2 separate regions of the Homo sapiens genome follow, and region 1 is linked to region 2. The links are chromatin contacts, found by Hi-C or POLR2A ChIA-PET in ENCODE. All regions are on one chromosome and are shown on one strand. Each heading gives the region's core, a stretch centred on a gene start or an enhancer-like site at or near the end of the contact. The rest is flanking DNA. Distances are from core to core; before and after follow the strand shown.

Region 1 (2,774 bases), core at 214-2,713, 600 kb before region 2:
TCTGATAGAGCTGACCATATTTGCACAGCTTCTCAGCGCCTCTGGACTCATGGACATTGTCCCTCAGTCCATTTACCTGATGCACAGAGCATCTTTTGCAGTATTCATGCTGTTCTGCATCCCTTCATAAACTTGTGGTTGGGTGTGGGGGACAGGTCGTTGTGCAGCTGGAGGTCTCTTCCGCTTTCCTGGCTGTTCCAACAGAGAAGAATGAAGAATCTCACTGTGTCTGTAGAAATGGGCGGAAAACCGTGTCCTGGGTTGTGACTCCGAAGTCACTGGGTGAGTAGTAATGCTATTAGCAAATTCCACTTCGTGTGCTTGGATGATTTGTTTTCTGCACTGACCCCAATACACACTTTTTCTCCTCCTTTAATATTAATCAAGAGGAAGACAACCACTGGATACACTGGGGAAACTGGAAAAGAAGAAACTGTTCAATATAGAATCACCGTTTAACTCTTAAGAACTTTATTCCCCAGGAAAGGTGAATTTCACAGCCACTGCGGAAGCCATGCATTCTCAGGAAGTGTGTGACAATGAGTTGACTGACGTCCCACCACTTGCGCAGAAGGACACTGTAGTCAAGGCCTTACTAGTTGAGGTACGTAAGTCTACTCTCTGTGAGTCTCAGAGCCCTTATTATTTCATACAGTATTATCTAACATGCATCTCACAGTGACATTTAATTCCCAAGAATGTGGATAGATCTACAATCCAATTTTTCACCACCATTTTCTCCTTTGCTTTCAAGTGTTTAATTTTTCTTTTATACATTCAGTATCGCTTTACTTTTTTTTTTTTTTTTTGTCAATATAAAGCCTGAAGGAATAGCAAAGGAGGAAACTTTCAACACGCTGCCCTGTGCATCAGGTAAGTGTAATATATAGAGAAAAATTTCATGTTAAGTGACTTGCCAGAGTATGCAGTTGTGGAATGTCTTTTGGGGGCATGCTTTTCTCTGAGAGAGAGAGAGAAAAAAAAAACAACTCTTACCCTCCTCCAAATCTAAGGACATTTGATGAAAAACATTGTCCTGCCCCACTGGCTGCTCTGAAAAGCCGTCTTTGCATTGTGCGTCGTCAGCCTCCTTGCTCGCCGCAGCCGCCTCCGCCGCCGCGGACTCCGGCAGCTTTATCGCCAGAGTCCCTGAACTGTCGCTTTCTTTTTTATCCCCTGCATCGCGTCACCGGCGTGCCCCACCATGTCAGACGCAGCCGTAGACACCAGCTCCGAAATCACCACCGAGGACTTAAAGGAGAAGAAGGAAGTTGTGGAAGAGGCGGAAAATGGAAGAGACGCCCCTGCTCACGGGAATGCTAATGAGGAAAATGGGGAGCCGGAGGCTGACAACGAGGTAGATGAAGAAGAGGAAGAAGGTGGGGAGGAAGAAGGTGATGGTGAGGAAGAGGATGGAGATGAAGATGAGGGAGCTGAGTCAGCTACGGGCAAGCGGGCAGCTGAAGATGATGAGGATAACGATGTCGATACCCAGAAGCAGAAGACCGACGAGGATGACCAGACGGCAAAAAAGGAAAAGTTAAACTAAAAAAAAAAGGCCGCCGTGACCTATTCACCCTCCACTTCCCGTCTCAGAATCTAAACGTGGTCACCTTCGAGTAGAGGGGCCCGCCCGCCCACCGTGGGCAGTGCCACCCGCAGATGACACGCGCTCTCCACCACCCAACCCAAACCATGAGAATTTGCAACAGGGGAGGGAAAAAGAACCAAAACTTCCAAGGCCCTGCTTTTTTTTTTTCTTAAAAGTAGTTTAAAAAGGAAACTTGTATTTTTTATTTACATTTTATATTTTTGTACATATTGTTAGGGTCGGCCATTTTTAATGATCTCGGATGACCAAACCAGCCTTCGGAGCGTTCTCTGTCCTACTTCTCACTTTACTTGTGGTGTGGCCATGTTCATTATAATCTCAAAGGAGAAAAAAAAAACTTGTAAAAAATGCAAAAATGACAACAGAAAAACCATCTTATTCCGAGCATTCCAGTAACTTTTTTGTGTATGTACTTAGCTGTACTATAAGTAGTTGGTTTGTATGAGATGGTTAAAAAGGCCAAAGATAAAAGGTTTCTTTTTTTTCCTTTTTTGTCTATGAAGTTGCTGTTTATTTTTATTTTTTGGCCTGTTTGATGTATGTGTGAAACAATGTTGTCCAACAATAAACAGGAATTTTATTTTGCTGAGTTGTTCTAGCAAAAAAAAAAAGAAAAAAAAAAGAAAAACATTGTTCTGATGAAAATCACTTGGAATGAGCCTCTTAGGGAAATAAATAGAAAGTACTTTTTAGGATAAATTATTATTATTGTATTTTAAGAATAAAGAAATGGGCATAGAGAAATAAAAGACTTGCTTAAAAGCTTAAAAGCTCTTGCCTAATAATAAGGTCTAAGGCTGTTGACCTCAGGACAGGATTCTTTCTGATACCTCTGTGTTTCTCAAATGTCTTCCTAAACCATGTTCAAAATATTGAAATATCTGTGTGACACTAGTATGATTTACTGTTCAATTGACAGTTTAAATGCACTCATGTTTTTACTTAAACAAGTTATTTTAAGAGGAACTCCAGGTTACTAACTTGTATAGAAAACCAGTATTTTACCAATATCATTAATATAGCAATACAAAAATTACCACTATATTGAAAGAGAAGGGGAAAAGCTAACACTTTTTTAAGTTTATTTAAATTATCATTAAAAACCCAACTCTGTGCCACCTATAATCATCTTGACGATAATGCTCAGTCTGCAGATCTCTCT
Region 2 (2,728 bases), core at 138-2,637:
AAATGTCTTTTGTTCTGGTTCTTTTTCTCTTCTATGTTTACGAAAAAGGCCTGAATTTATGAACTTTTATTCCACTTTAAAAAATGTGTATCAGCCGGGCGTGGTGGCTCACGCCTGTAATCCCAGCACTTTTGGAGGCTGAGGTGGGCGGATCACCTGAGGTCAGGAGTTTGAGACCAGCCTGGCCAACATGATAAAACCCTGTCTCTAAGAAAGATACAAAAAAATTACCCAGGCATGGTGGCGGGTGCCTGTAATCCCAGCTACTCGGGAGGCTGAGGCAAGAGAATCGCTTGAATCAGGGAGGTGGAGGTTGCAATGAGCCAAGATCATGCCACTGCACTCCAGCCTGGGCAACAACAGTGAAATTCCGTCTCAAAAAATAAAAGAAGATTCAGAAGAAAGTTTTTACTCATTAAGGTGTTAATATATTTTTTTTCCTGGTGAGCCCAAATGACAACCTTGCTAAGCAATGGCTTTCAATGAAAAGCCATTTTTTAAACCAAAATAATGGATCTTTAATGTTAGAATTAAAGAATTTGGTAAAAATATCAGTAGATATTGAATGCCCTCCTGGTATCCTGAATAGATAGCAGCCTCATCTACCTATTCATAAAGATTCACTTTTATTTTCCCTTCTCTAATTGAGTTGATTCTACTCTGAGGCTTTTTCCATATTCCATGCTTACGATTCAAGAAAATTCTACTTTCTCCTCAAATGAACACATTCTGGAAATTTGAGTGTGTCTTCTACTCACTAAATACAGTTCTATGCACACTCAGTATTGTTTTGACTCATGGCAGAGAGTGCAAACCGCAGCTGGTTTCCCAATTTCTGAGTCTTACTTTGATGACATATACAGCAGTATATGTTGCTAGACACAAGCTCCTCCCTTCTCTGCTTCAGGGTACTTGTGGCCAAAGTTAGATGTTTAACTAACCACTTTACACCTGGTGAGAAGGCACAAACAACCTCTAAGATCCCTCTTCCTTTTGTACTGAAGCAGCTGTAACACAATGAAGAAGGAAAACAATCCTAAAAGAAGTGGGAACAAAGATGGCACCAGACCAGGGGATAGCCAGATGAGAGAGTGACAACAGGCTGACACCAGGGTTGGGGAGCCAGGAAGCTAAAAGATGGAAACTGTCAAATTCCAAATTCAAAGGGAATTTGAGAAGTGGGGAAGGGGTCCTGGGGGATCTGGAAACTTAGGGTAAAACAGAAAGACATCAGGAGCACAGTGGAGGAGAGGCAGGACTGTCCTTGTAGCTTTGTCAGCTCAGGGAGGCCTTACTTAATAAAGCAATACTCTGATAAAAACGGAAGCCCTTGTATCTTTGAGCATTTTCACCAACCAAACATCAGGGAAAGTGACTTGTTAAGACTGCGGTAAGGAGAGGAACAGGTGGCCACAGTTTTGTTTTCTTTCTTTCTTTCTTTCTTTCTTTTTTTCTCTAAAAACCAGTCAAGCAGACCCAGAAGCAGCAGTCAGACGACAAATTCTGGGCAGAACCCAAGATGGAAAAAGCAAATGTTTATATAAATAGAGGTGCAGAGCCCACAGCTTCCTGTTGACAAATCGAACTTCACTTTACCTCAAACCCTCATTTTTTTTTAATAGCTGATAATGATTTGGTGTTATTTTTCAACTTGTCCAATCACTTAGAGTAAGGTTCTAGTTTATTCCTAACCCTTGGGTCTTGCAGTTCTTTTCTCTACCTCTGGTATTTTTCCCTTTCCTCTCCCTTTTCCTTTCTCCTGGGTACTTACCTGGCTATACATCTGTACTGTGTAGCTTTATGGAGTGTTTGGTTAAATTTATGTAACAATCCATAGGTATTCAAGATGATCTCATAAATTTGTGGGAGATCCACCTTGTCTTCCCTCCTCCACCAGACAAACAAACAAACAAAAACCCCAAACCAAACCAGAATAGATAAGTTTTGAGCAAGTATAAGGAAATTCATTTTATGGAAAATAATCTGTATTATATTGAAGAGATTGATGGGTGTTAAGGTATCAACTGCATCACTGTATACCATTTCCTAATATGTGGTTCTGTCCCAAATGATCAAAAACAAGGAGTTATAATGAAGGGTAATGAGAATTGTACAAAGAAACATTTCTTCCATTTGTATAAACCTCTATAAATCCATCTATTCTTGAAAATGGATGAGATTTTAGGGGAATGGGGAATGAAGTAGTAGTAACACAAATAAGCAGGCCAGGCGCGGTGGCTCACACCTGTAATCCCAGCACTTTGGGAAGGTGAGGCAGGCAGATCACCTGAGGTCAGAAGTTTGAAACCAGCCTGGCCAACATGGCGAAACCCCATCTCTACTAGAAACACAAAAATCAGCCGGACGTAGTAGCAGTAATTTCTCTCTTGTCATGTAGAAACTAAAAAAAATTATTACATCATTGATATATGGGATGTCTAGATCCCCAAATCAACATGGTTCTAGGTACAATAAAAGTGACACTTGGCCGGGCGCGGTGGCTCACGCTTGTAATCCCAGCACTTTGGGAGGCCGAGGCGGGTGGATCACGAGGTCAGGAGATCGAGACCACGGTGAAACCCCGTCTCTACTAAAATTAAAAAAAAATTAGCCCGGCGTGGTGGCGGGCGCCTGTAGTCCCAGCTACTCGGAGAGGCTGAGGCAGGAGAACGGCGTGAACCCGGGAGGCGGAGCTTGCAGTGAGCCGAGATGGCGCCACTGCATCCAG

The links. Hi-C counts contacts between places; a loop is a spot of excess contacts on that map. ChIA-PET counts read pairs that join two places held with the same protein, here RNA polymerase II (POLR2A). Pooled maps may share reads with other maps.
Region 1: a map with no recorded cell type shows a loop between it and region 2 (2.3-fold over the local background). The contact joins the promoter of LINC00987 here to the enhancer-like site in region 2. A Hi-C loop is called at or near these places in 1 of 37 single-sample maps with no recorded cell type and 8 of 50 pooled maps. POLR2A ChIA-PET finds 5 or more read pairs at or near these places in 1 of 52 experiments (activated CD4-positive, alpha-beta memory T cell).

Annotation. Positions count from the first base shown.
Region 1 is chr12:9,238,762-9,241,535 of GRCh38, reverse strand. LINC00987 (long intergenic non-protein coding RNA 987) reads right to left here and starts at 1,463. Exons shown (of 7, transcript NR_137434.2): 1 at 997-1,463; 2 at 77-418. MIR1244-3 (microRNA 1244-3) reads left to right here and starts at 1,985; the gene lies at 1,985-2,069. It also overlaps the pseudogene A2MP1 and the pseudogene PTMAP4. RefSeq lists an enhancer at 1-1,129.
Region 2 is chr12:8,643,235-8,645,962 of GRCh38, reverse strand. It overlaps MFAP5 (microfibril associated protein 5), which reads left to right. Exons shown (of 10, transcript NM_003480.4): 10 at 1-20. Among named protein-coding and RNA genes, the nearest start is that of MFAP5, 18 kb to the left of the region's middle. RefSeq lists enhancers at 1,021-1,080, 722-1,244. Within about 2 kb of position 1,387, at least 6 of the 41 ENCODE cell types and tissues checked have a DNase peak (open chromatin) inside an H3K27ac peak, as active enhancers do.